Linked DNA regions of Homo sapiens: regions 1 and 3 are each linked to region 2. Evidence: read pairs that join two places in POLR2A ChIA-PET (ENCODE). Cell type or tissue: CD4-positive, alpha-beta T cell. All regions are shown on one strand.

Region 1 (5,000 bases), 370 kb after region 2:
GGCTAAGGCAGGAGAATTGCTTGAACTTCGGAGATTTTGCAGTGAGCCAAGATTGGGCCACTTGCACTCCAGCCTGGGTGACAAAGCAAGACTTCCTCTCAAAAAAAAGAAATCCATGGCCGGGCGCAGTGGCTCACGCCTGTAATCCCAGCACTTTGGGAGGCCGAGATGGGTGGATCACGAGGTCAGGAGATCTAGACCATCCCGGCTAACATGGTGAAACCCCATTTCCACTAAAAATACAAAAAATTAGCCAGGCATGGTGGCGGGCACCTCTAGTCCCAGCTACTTGGGAGGCTGAGGCAAGAGAATGGTGTGAATCCGGGAGGCGGAGCTTGCAGTGAGCCGAGATTGTGCCACTGCACTCCAGCCTGGACAACAGGGAGAGACTCTGTCAAAAAAAAAAAAAAAAAAAGAAATCTCAAAAAAGAAAGAAAAATGGCCAGGCACAGTGGCTCATGCCTGTAATCCCAGCAGTTTGGGAGGCTGAGGTGGGCACATCAACTTAGGTCAGGAGTTCGAGACTAGCATGATCAACATGGTGAACTCTGTCTCTACTAAAAATACAAAATTAGCCTGATGTAGTGGCACATGCCTCTAGTCCCAGCTACTCAGGAGGCTGAGACAGGAGAATCACTTGACAGGAGGCAGAGGTTCTGGTGAGCTGAGATCACACCATTGCACTCCAACCTGGGCAACAAGAGTGAAACCCCAGTTTAAAAAAAAAAGGAAAAAAAAAGAAAAAAAAAAAACCACGGTAGCGTGCACCTGTGTTTCCAGCTATTCAGGAGGCTGAGGCAGGAGGATCATCTGACCTGGAGGTCAAGGCTGCAGTGAGCCATGATCACACCACTGCACTCCAGCTTGGGCAACATAGTGAGACTCTGTCACGAAGCCTGCAGTGCAGTGACGAGATCTTGGCTCACTGCAATCTCTGCATCTCAGGTTCAAATGATTCTCTGCCTCAGCCTCCCAAGTAGCTGGGATTTACTGGCATTTGCCACCATGCCTGGCTAGTTTTTGAATTTTTTTAGTAGAGACAGTGTTTTGCCATGTTGGCCAGGCTGGTCTGTACCTAATTTTGTATTTATACTTTTGGTTTTTTTTTTTTTTTTGAGACGGAGTCTCGTTCTGTTGCCCTGGCTGGAGTGCAGTGGCGTGATCTCAGCTCACTGCAACCTCCGCCTCCTGGGTTCAAGCGATTCTCCTGCCTCAGCCTCCTGAGTAACTGGGATTATAGGCACTCACCACCGTGCCTGGCTAATTTTTATATTTTTTTTTAGTAAAGATGGGGTTTGGCCATGTTGGCCAAGCTGGTCTCAAACTCCTGACTTCAGGTGATCTGCCCACCTCGGCCTCCCAAAGTGCTGGGATACTTTTGGTATTCTTTCTCTTAAAACAGGTATCCAAAATTGTACACGTGTCAGCCTCCCACCAACCTACATCTGCTGCACTTGCAGAGATAGAGTCTATATATATAAGCATGTATTAATATATATAAGTGTATATGTATAAATGTATACATACATATAAATACATGATCACTACTCTTTTCCTTGCTTTTCCTCACTTAATACCTTGAAATCAAACAGAGAGGTGCTTCCTTCTTTTTTTTTTTCGGAGTCGGAGTCTTGTTCTGTTGCCCAGGCTGGAGTGCAGTGGCCCAATCTCGGCTCACTGCAACCTTCACCTCACAGGTTTAAGTTTTTCTTCTGCCTCAGCCTCCCAAGTAACTTGGACTACAGGCGCACACCACCATGCCTGGCTAATTTTTGTATTTTTAGTAGAGATGGGGTTTCACCATATTGGCCAGGCTGGTCTCGAACTCCTGACCTCATGATCCTTCTGACTTGGCCTCCCAAAGTGCTGAGATTACAGGCTTGAGCCACCACGCCCAGCCTCTTTTTTTTTTTTTTTTTTTAAATTTAATTTAATGGAGATGAGTTCTCTCAATATGTTACCCAGAGTAGTCTCAAATTCTTGGGCTCAAGTGATCCACCTACCTTGGCCTCCCAAAGTGCTGGGATTATAGGAGTGAGCCACCGCACCCGACCCCTTGTTTGTTATAGTGCTCCCTTGACTCTCAAAAATGTCCAGTGTAGGCCAGGCGTGGTGGTTCACACCTATAATCCCAGCACTTTGGGAGGCCAAGGCAGGTGGATCACTTGAGGTCAGGAGTTTAAGACTTGCCGGGCTAACATGGTAAAACCCTGTCTACAAAAAATACAAAAATTAGCTGTGCGTGGTGGTGCGCACCTGTAATCCCAGCTACTCAGGAGGCTGACTGAGGCAGGAAGACTGCTTGAACCTGGGAGGCAGAGGCGGAGGTTGTAGTGAGCTGAGATTGTGCCACCGCACTCTAGAGCAAGACTCCATCTCAAAAAAAAAATGTCTAGTGTAAATGTATGTTCTTTGAAGTAGAATTGCTAGGTCAAAGAATACGTAAATACTTGATTTGGGTAGATATTTTTAAAATGCTTTCTGTAGAAGCCGCACCAGTGTACCTTCCTTCCTGTCGGCAATGTGTGACAGTACCAGTTTCCTTTCCCCACCCCATCAGCTGAGTGTGTTATCAAACTTTTTTTTTTTTTTTTTTTTTGAGACAGAGTCTCTCTCCATCGCTCAGCCTGGAGTGCAGTGGCATGATCTCGGCTCAATGCAACCTCCACCTCCTAGGTTCAAGCCATTCTCATGCCTCAGCCAATAGCTGTGATTACAGGTGCATGCCACCACCGGCTGATTTCTGTATTTTTAGTAGAGACAGGGTTTTGCCATGTTTTTTTGTTTGTTTTGAGACAGGATCTTTCTCTGTTGCCCAGGCTAGAGTGCAGTGGCATGAACATGGATGGTTCACTGCAGCCTCGACCTCCTGGGTTCAAGTGATCCTTTTGTCTCAGCCTCCCAAGTAGCTGGGATTCCAGGTGGGAGCCACCATGCCCTCCTAAACTCTACCTTTTGGTGAGAGTGACTAGCCACCAAGGCACACTGTAAAGGCCTCAGATAACAGGAAGTGGTAGAGAACTGCAGCCAATCTAACACCTAGACAAATTCAAGGTGGGACCTATCAGGTACTATGCTTGTTACTTGGGTGATTAAATTACCTGTACACCAAAGCCCCATGACACACACTTTACCTATATAAGGAACCTACACATGTACCCCTGAACCTAAAGTAAAAGTTAAAAAATAAAATAATATAATTCAAAGTTTGGGCTACAGAGTATAAGTGAGAGATATTCAGCTACTGGGAGTTTATAAAAGACACACAAACATCGCACAAGAGCAAAAGTCAATTTGAACATCCACCACAGCCAGAGGAAACCAAAACCACTTCCAGTGTATGGCCGTCAGGTAAAGCATTTTGTCCCCCTCACCTCCTCTGCTTCTGGCTGTGAGGGAGAGGGTGGAGAGTCAGACACAGGAAGGCAAGAAAGAAATTCTTGAGGAAGCCAGCCACTCTGCCAGTTTCACACTGGCAGCTTCCCATGTCAAACCACTCAGTCGGAGCTGGCCGAGAGAAAAAACGTAATTCAGAATGATGCTTGGAGGATTTTTTTTTTTGTTCCAAGGATTGAGCAGGTATGCTCTGTGGCCTGCCTGAGTTATCTTTCATGGGCAATGGAAGAACTAGCCCCACACAACATATTTAAAGGGGTGGGGACACTTGAGTGTGGGGGGTGCACAGCAACATATTCAAGCTTATGTACATGGCATCTGAGGTCGGGGCATGGAAGAATACTGAGGCACTGTGTGTATGTTATTTGTGCGTGAGAATGAAATTCCTTGACCCTGAAAACAGGACAGGGAGTGGAGTGTGTGGTGTGATAAGGAACGCTGAAAACAGCCTCCTGAGAATGCGGTTTGAGTGCTTTTACGAGGCCGCAGGTGTCTCACGACCCGACCTCAAAAAGCCATCTAGTGGATGTTTGTGGTTTAACAAGCACTTTCAATAAATACTTGGCAGACGGATGCTGGGGCGGGTTCTCTTAGAAGAAATGCCCCCCCCATTCCCCCGGCCCCACTCAGCTGGAATTGTCTAAGAACTCATTCTTGGCGTTCACTGCAAGCTATAAACTCTGCAAGTGGTGCACCCGACGTGATCGCCTTGAAGTTATGCGTGAAAGGAGGAGAGCTCATCAATTTTAAGAAAATCCCGGTAAGGGACAGTCCTGACTACCATCAGGTGGACAGGACCCACGCGAAAAATACCAGGGGTTCGGTTATCATGGGTCAGGAAATGAACAAAGAATAATTTTTTTTTTTTTTTGAGATGGAGTCTCACTCTGTCGCCCAGGCTGGAGTGCAGTAGCGTGATCCCGGCTCACTGCAACCTCCACCTCCCTGGTTCAAGCTATTCTCCTGCCTCAGCCTCCTGAATAGCTGGGATTACAGGTGCACGTCACCCCACAACAGGACTTAATTAACCTTGCCTTCAAGGTGTACAATAATAGAGAAAAGTTACAATTACTTGCCTCTGCTGTGAGACAAAACCCAGCTGCACCTCCAGCACACGAGAACTTCAAAATGCCTAAGCCGCACATGCCTAAACCGCAGTGGTCAAGCATTCCTACAGGACCTTCTTCATCAGGATCTTGCTTCAAGTGCCAGAAATCTGGCCACTGGGCCAAGAAATGCCCACAGCCCGGGATTCCTCCTAAGCCGTGTCCCATCTGTGCAGGACCCCACTGAAAATCAGACTGTCCCACTCGCCTCGCAGTCACTCCCAGAGCTCTGGGATCTCTGGCCCAAGACTCTCTGACTGACTCCTTCCCAGATCTTCTCAGCTTAGCGGCTGAAGACTGATGCTGTCTGATCACCTTCGAAGCCTCCCGGGCCATCACGGACACTTTGGGTAACTCTTACAGTGGAGGGTAAGTCACCCTTCTTAATCAATATGGAGGCTACCAACTCCACATTACCTTCTTTTCAAAGGCCTATTTCCTTTGCCTCCATAACTGTTGTGGGTATTCATGGCCAGGCTTCTAAACCTCTTAAAACTC
Region 2 (5,000 bases):
CTTTAGGATCCAGGTGAGAAGGGGCCCTTGTGGGGCGGAGATGTCAGTCAAGTGCTTAACCAATGGTGGGGAGTCCGGGAGGGGGATTCTTGGGGTTCAGGAAAGAATCCTGAGAGTGGGAAGATTTGTCCTTCAAACCTTTTACAGCCAATGGGAGCGTGGAGGGGGGGCGAGCGGGAGAGGGCCATGGGGGGGGAGGGGAATGGCCAGCCTCATGCCTCCGTACCCATTGGAGGGCAAAGGGGTTAGGGGGCGGTGTGGCCCCCCCTATTCCATTCGTCCCCTGGGGGTACAGCAGCCGGGAGCCAGGTGAGAAGGGATCCATCGGCGGCCGAGGGAGGGGTGACCTGGCGGTGGGCTGAGGAGTGGTGGCTGTGGCCCCTACCCGTGGATGTGAATGCTTTAGGAGTTGGCCACCCATGTTGTGAACTGAGGTTGTTCCCAGGCGCCAACTTCCTTTCTCCCCAGAGCCTCTGGAGGGAGCATTGCTGTGCGCCCTTTGTGTCCGCGGTAGGGGAGCTCCAGTCGTCACACCGCAGGCTGGAGGTTACGCTTCGAGTCGCTTACCGAATTTGTGTGCATTCACGTGGACACGGCCTGTGGGGCCTTTTGCCCCTGTAGGGTCTTTACTGAGCACGTGTCTACTCCAGGCTGGGGTGCTTACAAGCTGAAAGCTTGAGGTCTGCTTAGGAACAGAAACCAGGCCCAAGGTGGGTGCTGGCAGTAGGGGGTCTAGACAGCATGGTCTGAGATGCGAGGGAGGCTCGGGACCTGGAATGATTTCACAGCTCCCAAGGTTTCGGGTTTCTCCAGGGTGGCCTCTTCCATCGCCTCCCTCATCCCCTCCCCCAGTCCTGAACAGTTCTCTCCTTGTGTACTGCGGGGGAGGGAACGGAAAGGAGGAAAGAGTTACTTTCCCAAATTACTGAGTAGCAGTAGCCTCCCTGGTGACTCATGTGGGGGAAGGGAGGATAGAGGATCGGGAGGCAGTGATTTTCCGGAATGCAGGGAATAAACGAGAGCAATGTCTGGCTGCCCTTTTCCTAAGGCCTAGTATTTTCTCAGCCTCCTAAGTTTTTATTCCATGGCCGGCCCCCTGATGGGCCTCTGTCCTGGCCTGCAGAGCCCCGGTGGAGAAAAGCAGATTTGGGAGGTTGGGCCGCTAGGGGGAGGGGAAAAGGCCTCTGCAAAGTTGCTGTGTCATTGCCCTCCATGCTGCAGCCACCCAAACGGGGCCGCTTGTACTTTTGGGGGCCAGGGCCTGATCCCTGGCTGGGGGAAGGGGACTCTGCTCTCCTGACGCTCATTTTCCCCCGCCCTCCCGGGGTTTGCCCTACTCGGGGGGTCAGAAGACAGGAGATTGGCGGCCATTTTAGACGCAGTAACCGAGGTTGGAGTTGAAGGGCTACTGCAGAGGAGGGAGGGTGGCGTGGTTGCAGCTCAAGGACCTAGGCCCTTACGAGCCCTTCCGGGGCGAGGGGGAATCTTACCGTATATTTGTTCACCTACGTTGATTATTTTTCCCAGATACGTACACAAGTTTGTTTTCTCCCTGGTAGCGAAGAAAGGGGAAACGGGGGAGGGGACGCCCCACCAAAGCCCAGGTTTTCTCGGGTGGGGGAGATCCTTTCACTCTCTTGTAAGGGGGCGGGGACGGCCCCAGAGATGCTCTGGAGATCCTGACTCTGGGCTCTGGTTGATTCACAGAGTCTGCACCCTTATTTAGATAACCAAGTTAGGAGGAAGACTTAAGAGTAAGTTGGGGGGAGGGGGCGAAACTGAGCTCCCAAAATGGCTCCTGCCCCTCCTCGGAGGCGGACGGCCGGGGGGAGGGGAGGAGGGGAGGAGGGGGAGGGCTAGTCTGAGCCGCAGCCGCCGCCTCCTCCGCTCGCCCTCCTCCCTGGCGCTGACCGATGGACCAGCCGCTCCGTGGGGAGGACTCCGGACCCTGGTGGGGGGGCGGGGGGGTTCTTTCGCCCCCGTGGCGGAGGGCCCCTGAGAGGCGGATACGGGTGTGCCTTTGGGGGTGATGTGGCGTGTGGGGGGAAAGGTCCGAGCTCGCCTGGAGGGGGAGGGTTTTTCCCTTAAGTCATCCCTCCCAGGACTTGCTTTTTCTGCTCTGAGCCGGACGCCGGAATGGAGTTTGAGGAAGAGGTGAGGTGTGTTGCATTGTATAGGGTAGATGGATGCGTTTGGAGATTTTAATCCCACTTTTAGGGTTGCCGAGGATTTTTCGAACGAGCAGAAATGTATTGGTAACTGTAGGTGTGAGTGGGGAGGGATTAGAAAGGTGCTTGGACGTGCAAATTTGGGAGACGTATTTTAGCTTTTGTGGTCTTTGGGACTAAACAGTAGTAAATAATGTTTTGCTCGTCTTTCCATCGTTTGGCTTGAGGGAGGGAGTGGAGTATTATAAGACTCTGGCAACACTGTTTTAGACTGTGGGGCATGGGAACGTTAGATCCCCTCATCGCCGTTCTGAAGCCCGTAGCTGTTCGCCATAGAGGAGCAGGCCGCGGCTTCTAAGATGGCGTCTTTTTCCTCGTTTCAGATTCTTCGCTGCTGCTGCCTTACCGCCGAGAACCACCACCCGCCAGGCGTCTTGCGGCCACACCCCTGGCGGGTTCAGGCAGGCTACGCCCACGCGACCCCTCCCGTTTCCCTGCTTTGGCCAATGGAGGAGCTACGAATGGCACGACCTGCTCGAGCTTGGCAGTCTCCAGTTGGGCTGTGCATGGAAGCTTGGGAAGACTTTGTTGGAAGGGGAGGCGGGGAGAGAGTGCTGGAGGCTCTGGGGCGATGGCTTCCGCACCTCTTCCAACCACCCTCTTTCCCTGGAGTCGGCGGACCACAGCTCAGCCAATTGGCTTGGAGATGTGGCGGGTTGCCACTTCCCTGTGGGTCTCTGCGGCACTCTTCTGCCTGGTGACTGACACCTTGGAAATGAAGTTTATGACGTCATCGTTGCGGCTGGCCAATAGAAAAAGCTCCCGCGGAGAGGTGTTCCTTCCCCTTCGACTCAGCTTCTTCACCCGCGTGAGCGAGCGCGCGCGCGCGGAGGGGGTGGGGAAAAGCTCAAGCAGGGTGGCGCGCATGAGCGGCGAAGCTCCTCCTCCCCGCCTATATATAAAGGGCTGGCGCGGGGCTCGGCGGCGCCATTTCGTGCTGGAGTGGAGCAGCCTCTAGAACGAGCTGGAGGATTCTGCCTACCGATACAGAGCCTTCGAGTCGTCCGGGGCCGCCATTACAATCCACCTCCATCCGCTTGGAAATGGCCTTCGTCCCGGCCTATGACTGGTCCCAGCGGGCAGTACAGACCCCCTAGAAGCCCCTGGAGCTCCCCTTTTTCGGGCCCCGCCCAATCCTCGGAGTCTGTCCACCCCCTCTACTCCGCCCTCAAGAGGATTTCAAAGATGGAGGCGGCGGCTCCCTAAACCACTTTTCGTGTTCATCCGCCTCCATCCGAGATCGAAACGGGACCTCGTCGGCCCCGTAGGGGCCCGACAAGAAGAGGGAATCCCTGCAGACCAACAGCGGGCTATATTGACGACGGTGTCTGAGATCGGGGACCGTCTTTTGAAGAGTCAGTCCCTCCTTAGTTGCCCGCCTCAGCTGAGGCCGCCGCCATTTTCTTGCTGTCCGCCGTCTGCAGAGCGCGCCAAGCTGCCCGGAGCTCTCCGAGAGGCCCCAAAGAGACTGCTTTCGTGCCGGCCAGGCAGGGGGTTTGTCGCCTGGAGGCCCAAGAGGAACGGCCTCCCCCCAACTTAGCGGGTTATGCTGGACCGGGCGGTGAGGGGAACCGAGGCCACCCGGACTTTCCGCGGCTGAGGGCAGCGCCGGTTCCTTGCGGTCAAGATGCTGCAAAACGTGACTCCCCACAATAAGTACGTTTCCGCGAGCCGCGTGTGGGAAGGGGATGTTGCAGGGCGGCGGCACAGGGGTGTGGGGCGCCGTGTTGGGAGTACTGAGCGGCCCCGGCGCGCTGCTGTTGCGGCGCAGCTGTCGACTCGGTCGCGCGGAGGGAATTGAGCGACGGTTTTGGAACGGTGGTGGCGGCTCGGCTACTGCTCGTGGAGGGGAATACAGGTTGTCAATTTATACGCTATTAATGCCGCCGTGGCCCAGTCTTAACCGAGTCAGGCAGAGCTAGTTTGACGGTGGAGTGGAGTGAGGTTGAACAGCAGGTTTGGCGTTTGGTGGGTCTGGTATCTAGCGGCGGTCTGTTAGCCTTTTAGGGGGGATTCACGGACACCTCTAGCGCCCTGTAGGGTTGCCATGGTGACGGAGCGCTTAAGGGACTGGCAACGGGGATTCCCAGAGAAGGGTAAAGGGATCACTCTCCCGTGTGTGCAGGTTCCTAATGCCCAGGGTATGTCATTAAATCTTTTGCTTTCTTTGGGTGGGTGGGTTGTGTGTGGTGTTTGTTGGTGCAGGGATTGTTTTTTCCTAACATTAAAAGTTTGATTCAGGGCAGGAGGGTAGAGCTAAGGTTCCTAGTTCAGCTCTGCGATGTAAACAATGAGATTCCCATATGATGTTTTAATTCTTAGGTGGTAGGAAAGACTGATCGGAGGAGCACCAGAGGGACTGTAAATGAACCACTGTTAGCGTTTGGTGTCCGGAGTTGGTGCTACAGGGGGAACTGGTAGTGGAATCGTGTTGTGTAGTGGGTGGGTGGAAGGGGGCTATCACTTGGTGACCTTGACTGTTTTGTACGGCTTTTTGACTTCCTTGGAGTGAGGAGACTCTGATTTGGTGCGAATAATTTTGAGGGCCTGGAAGTTACGGGCTGTGAAGTCTGACAAATTCTTCCTTGTCTGAATTTGTTTTTAAGTTGATATGGTTCTTCCTCTGGGTTTCTAGTCTATGTTCTGTTGTGGCGTGAACTACCCAGACCTTGTGGAAGATGGTGCTCTCTCTTCTATCTAGGTGGATTATTCTGTGTCTTATCAGCATTTTATGGAATTTTTTATAGCCATAATTTGTTCTTTTCCTCCTTA
Region 3 (5,000 bases), 480 kb after region 2:
GGGGTGGAGGGGGCCACCGGGGCAGGGAGGGGGCGGCAAGGGGGGAATGGGAGTTGTCTCCCCTTCTCCCCACACCTGATCTGCTCTCGGCTGGTCCCAGAGCGGGGTGAGGGGGCTTATGCCCCCCCCTCCCCCAGTGTGTTGGGTGGGGTGGAATTGAGGTTAGGGTGAGGGGTCAGGGTTTAGGAGGGTGTGTATGTTGGGAGGACAGGCTAGTTGATCTGTCCTACTCTGACACACAGTCCCCTCTGCCCCTTCCTTCTCTCTTCTTGGTCTCTACTCCCAGGGGGAGGGGGGAACTTACTCTAGGAAAAGCCATGTCTCTCTCCCCCAGGGTGGGGGGACCTGTGTTGGAGGAGGGGTGTTGGGGGGCCCCCTTCCATGACTCTGTCCCCTGGGGGAGGTAGGACAGGGCTGGGCTTCCCTCTCATCCTCCCCCTCCCAATCTCCTTCCACCTCCCTCCCTCCCGCCAGCTCCACGATTTTTCGGTGTTTCTCTGTACATAGTTTTCTGGCGGGATAGGGGAGGTAGGATGGATGGGGTTTGGGGTGGGTAGGCCATGGGAGGGGAGAAGCCCCTCCTTGGCACCCCCTCTTCCCTGACTGCTGTCCCCTACCCAGCCTTGCCCCCTTCATCCTTTTGCGTTTGGTATTGAGACTCTCCTAGACTCTACTCCTCTTTCTTTTGTATGGACAGTTCCCCTTCAGTCCCATCCCCCTACACATACACCCAGCCGGGGCCAAATTTATACTTATATAAAAGTTGTAAATATGTGAAATTTTATCCCTGTGCCCTTTCCCCACCTCAGGCCCTACCCCTGGACCCTCCCCAACCTTCCTTCTCTCTTCTTTGGCTGTTGTAATTATCTGGGGTTTGTACTGTACATATCCGGGGTGTGTGTGTGTGGGCTGGGGGCAACCCTTCTGTACAGAGCTTCCTGGCCCCCTCCCCCCCCGCCCCTCTGCTTCCCTCCCCACCCACCACCTCAAGGGTAGGGAGTTGCTCTTCCTACCTGTTTTATTTTGTTTTCTCGTTCTCCCTCCCCACCCCACTCCCAGCCTTATCTATCCCCCCTCACTGTCCCCTTTTCTCCACTCCCAGCCCCATTTCCTTTTTTTCTGGAGTGTGTGGTGAAACAGAAAAAAACATGTTTAATAAACGGAGATTGTTCTTTTATCGCTGTGCCGACTTTCTTAGGCAGGGCTCTCCAGACCTGTACGGTGGTAAGATCTGCTTTCTGAAAGGAAGCTGACAGCCTGAGAGGAAAACCGTATATCCCCACCTGATGCCACACTCTCCTCATAGAATGTCACTCTCCCCTCCCAATGAGATTTTTTATATTTTAGAGCAGGAGTTTTGCACCGGCCAAACTTCTCCAATCTAACTCTCCCCTCACCACTGTGTCACTTAGTCCGAGGCCAGGAACAGCGGCGTTATCTGATAAAAGAGTTCATGTATATATCCACATTTATCTCTTTTAAAAATTACCTAGAAATAAGGTTTCTTTAATTGCTGGTTAAAATGCTCCCGTGCAGAAAACAGGAAAGAACCTGCCTGGTTCCTTAGCAAATCTGAGTTCCAGTCCCAGGTCCACTACTATTAGCTGAGTGACGCTTCCAGCCCGTTTCCCCCGCCTGGAAACTGAGGACGGCAACCCCCACCCTCGCAGGGCCGGTGGGAAGACACAAAGTGATGTGGGCAAGTGCCAGGCCCACATGGTAAGTACCCAACTAATCTCGCCCCTCTCAGGACCTACCGGGGGCGGGTGCTACACTTAATCACCGGGAAACGCAGCTTTCCGGGGCGGCTGACGGCCCACCCCCTCCGACCGGGCTGTTCTCTCCCGGGCCCTGCCTCTCGGTCCTCTGCAGCGGGGAGGACTTCAGCAGCTCCCCGGGACGCCCGTTGCGAGGACACCCTGGGCCTGTGCCCTCCTACTAGCACCGCCCTCCTCGTCTGCAGTAGCCAATCAACACGAGGCTTGTAGGCTGCCGTTCCTCGATTGGCTACGGCTCTAGCTCCGCCCGCCGCACTTGGCGACGGTGTCCGGCGGGGAGGCGGCGGCTTCCGGTCTGGGACGGAGCTGTAGCGGCACTGTAACTGCGAGGGCAGCGCCGCGTGTGTAACGGCGGGGGCGTGTCGGCGGGAAGGACAATCGGGCCGGGACTCGCGGTGTCCGGGTGACCGCGGCTTCCCGGGAGCAGACCTCTGTGGGCACTGTGAGGCGGAACGGAGCGGCGGGGCAGGAGCTGTTCTGGGCAGGTGAAGGCAGGCTGGTGGCTGAAGGACCTCCTTCTTATCTTCCACAGGGGCTGGAAGTTAAAACCCCTGTTGGTGTTTAGTGGTGGTGGTTGTTGTTGTTGTTTGTTTTTGCTTTCTTGGTGTGCGGGACTGATTTGCAGAAACCGCCACTGACTTAAAAGTTTCCAGTTATTGCTCGTGGGGAGGGGGTTGTTTGAGAAGATGTGGCTCCCTTTATCCAGGGCTTCTGTGACCTCCATCTTTTTCCTCTGCAGCCTTCATCCCGCGTGGAGTCTACCCCCAAGCCCTTCTCCTCTTCCCAATTCTTGTCACCTTCGAGGAGGCCATGGAAACCCCAACACCTTTGCCGCCTGTACCCGCCTCCCCGACCTGCAACCCAGCCCCACGGACAATCCAGATCGAGTTCCCACAGCATAGCTCGTCTCTGCTGGAATCTCTGAACCGCCACAGGCTAGAGGGAAAGTTCTGTGATGTGTCCCTCCTGGTGCAGGGCCGGGAACTTAGGGCTCATAAAGCAGTGTTAGCTGCTGCCTCTCCTTACTTCCATGACAAGCTGCTTCTGGGGGATGCGCCTCGTCTCACTCTACCGAGTGTCATTGAAGCCGATGCCTTCGAGGGGCTGCTCCAGCTCATTTATTCAGGGCGTCTCCGCCTGCCACTGGATGCTCTTCCTGCTCATCTCCTTGTGGCCAGTGGCCTTCAAATGTGGCAGGTAGTAGATCAGTGCTCAGAAATTCTTAGAGAATTAGAAACTTCAGGTGGTGGAATTTCAGCCCGTGGAGGAAACTCCTACCATGCCCTTCTTTCCACTACATCCTCTACAGGAGGCTGGTGCATTCGCTCTTCGCCTTTCCAGACCCCAGTACAGTCCTCTGCTTCTACTGAAAGCCCTGCTTCCACTGAGAGCCCTGTGGGAGGGGAGGGAAGTGAACTGGGAGAAGTGCTGCAAATTCAGGTGGAAGAAGAAGAGGAGGAGGAGGAAGATGATGATGATGAGGACCAGGGGTCAGCCACACTCTCTCAGACTCCTCAGCCCCAGAGAGTATCAGGGGTTTTTCCCCGTCCTCATGGACCCCACCCACTGCCCATGACTGCTACTCCCCGAAAGCTTCCAGAGGGTGAGAGTGCACCACTTGAGCTTCCTGCCCCTCCTGCACTGCCCCCCAAAATCTTCTACATTAAGCAGGAACCCTTCGAGCCTAAGGAGGAGATATCAGGAAGCGGAACTCAGCCTGGAGGAGCAAAGGAGGAAACCAAAGTGTTTTCTGGAGGGGACACTGAAGGGAATGGGGAGCTAGGGTTCTTGTTGCCTTCAGGGCCAGGGCCAACATCTGGGGGAGGGGGTCCATCCTGGAAACCAGTGGATCTTCATGGGAATGAAATCCTGTCAGGGGGTGGAGGACCTGGGGGAGCAGGCCAGGCCGTGCATGGGCCTGTGAAGCTAGGGGGGACACCCCCTGCAGATGGAAAACGCTTTGGTTGCCTGTGTGGGAAGCGGTTTGCAGTGAAGCCAAAGCGTGACCGGCACATCATGCTGACCTTCAGCCTTCGGCCTTTTGGCTGTGGCATCTGCAACAAGCGCTTCAAGCTGAAGCACCATCTGACAGAGCACATGAAGACCCATGCTGGAGCCCTGCATGCCTGTCCCCACTGTGGCCGTCGGTTCCGAGTCCATGCCTGTTTTCTCCGCCACCGGGACCTATGCAAGGGCCAGGGCTGGGCCACTGCCCACTGGACTTACAAGTGACTGCTGAGGCTATACACTAGCTTCTAGAACAAGATAACCACTGCTGCTGATGGATACTTTTCCCTCACTGCCATGGCACACCAGTCATGGATCTTGTAATCATGCCAAGAGAATAGATACATTATGGACCTCTTGTTCTTAGATATGGGCCTCTCAGCCTGGCAGATGTGGAAACTCAAATTTCTCGTCCCACTCCAGGTTTTGGCTAGCCAACCCTGCAGGAAAGTGGTTTATAGGCCATTCATACTTAAGTTGATCACTTGCCCATGGTGGACATTTTTGTGGTGGTGATGTCCATTAAGGAAACCAGATTTTCAATTATTTAGTGAGAGAAGAGTTAGAGCAAAAGACAGTGGTAAATGTTTTATTCCGTCTCCATGAGGAATTGAAGGAGTTGGTCTCCACCTAGAGATACATTTGATTTACAGCTTAAGTAATTCAGAGGCTAAGCTCTAAGCTTTTTTCTCTCATTGCTGGAATGATTTAAGCAGAAGTCCTTTTGTGTACTTTTAAAATTGTATCTTTCCAGGAGCCCCTCAGATTGTACCTTGCTTTCTCACCAATAGACACCTTCCCGACACTTTTTTAATGTTGTAGCTGAGCACTTTAACAAGTTGAGCATTCCATGTTTCATTCTTAGAACCTTCTTTAATAGAGGGTCTTCCCTCAACAGCCTGTGCCTCTGGTCTACCTTTGACCACCACTGATAACTAATATATTGGTCACAATGACTGGAATGTGACTAGTGATCTCAGGAGATGGCACTGTCCTAAAGTGCTGTCAGGGTGGCACCACTGCTCTCTGAACAACTTACCTTGGTCAGAGGGACTCAGGTTTGGGACAGCACAAGCTGAAGGCTGGAGAGTAACTTGCATAGTAGGACCATACCTCTTCCTTTCCCATCCCACCCACATATGATAGACAGCCCCTCTGTTGAGATATGGAGGGGACAGATACTGGAATCGGGGGTGGGACTTGCAGTTACTTAAA

Evidence for each region. Peaks named below come from ENCODE experiments on the same cell type or tissue, not always from the same donor. Only the 100,000 strongest peaks of a DNase experiment are listed, where the experiment ranks them.
Region 1: POLR2A ChIA-PET joins it to region 2 with 33 read pairs; 8 of 35 experiments call an interaction of 5 or more read pairs at or near these places.
Region 3: POLR2A ChIA-PET joins it to region 2 with 10 read pairs; 5 of 35 experiments call an interaction of 5 or more read pairs at or near these places.

Annotation. Positions count from the first base shown.
Region 1 is chr6:33,341,506-33,346,505 of GRCh38, forward strand. No RefSeq gene overlaps it. Among named protein-coding and RNA genes, the nearest start is that of SMIM40, 15 kb to the left of the region's middle. In CD4-positive, alpha-beta T cell, a CTCF peak has its summit at 3,900; DNase peaks (open chromatin) are centred at 2,536, 3,006, 3,366 and 3,926; H3K4me3 peaks cover 1,293 bases; H3K27ac peaks cover 2,200 bases.
Region 2 is chr6:32,969,044-32,974,043 of GRCh38, forward strand. BRD2 (bromodomain containing 2) reads left to right here. Exons shown (of 13, transcript NM_005104.4): 1 at 1-13; 2 at 2,552-3,884. The coding sequence starts at 3,856. Among named protein-coding and RNA genes, the nearest start is that of BRD2, 3.0 kb to the left of the region's middle. RefSeq lists enhancers at 466-1,665, 784-1,322, 3,134-3,742. In CD4-positive, alpha-beta T cell, a CTCF peak has its summit at 1,192 (motif pointing right); DNase peaks (open chromatin) are centred at 1,778, 2,618, 2,988, 4,288 and 3 weaker places; H3K4me3 peaks cover 5,000 bases; H3K27ac peaks cover 4,850 bases.
Region 3 is chr6:33,452,513-33,457,512 of GRCh38, forward strand. SYNGAP1 (synaptic Ras GTPase activating protein 1) reads left to right here. Exons shown (of 19, transcript NM_006772.3): 19 at 1-1,177. ZBTB9 (zinc finger and BTB domain containing 9) reads left to right here and starts at 2,064. Exons shown (of 2, transcript NM_152735.4): 1 at 2,064-2,263; 2 at 2,518-5,000. The coding sequence starts at 2,589. The coding sequence ends at 4,010. SYNGAP1-AS1 (SYNGAP1 antisense RNA 1) reads right to left here and starts at 1,893. Exons shown (of 3, transcript NR_174954.1): 1 at 1,758-1,893. In CD4-positive, alpha-beta T cell, no CTCF peak of the experiment used is centred here; a DNase peak (open chromatin) is centred at 1,969; H3K4me3 peaks cover 2,446 bases; H3K27ac peaks cover 2,065 bases.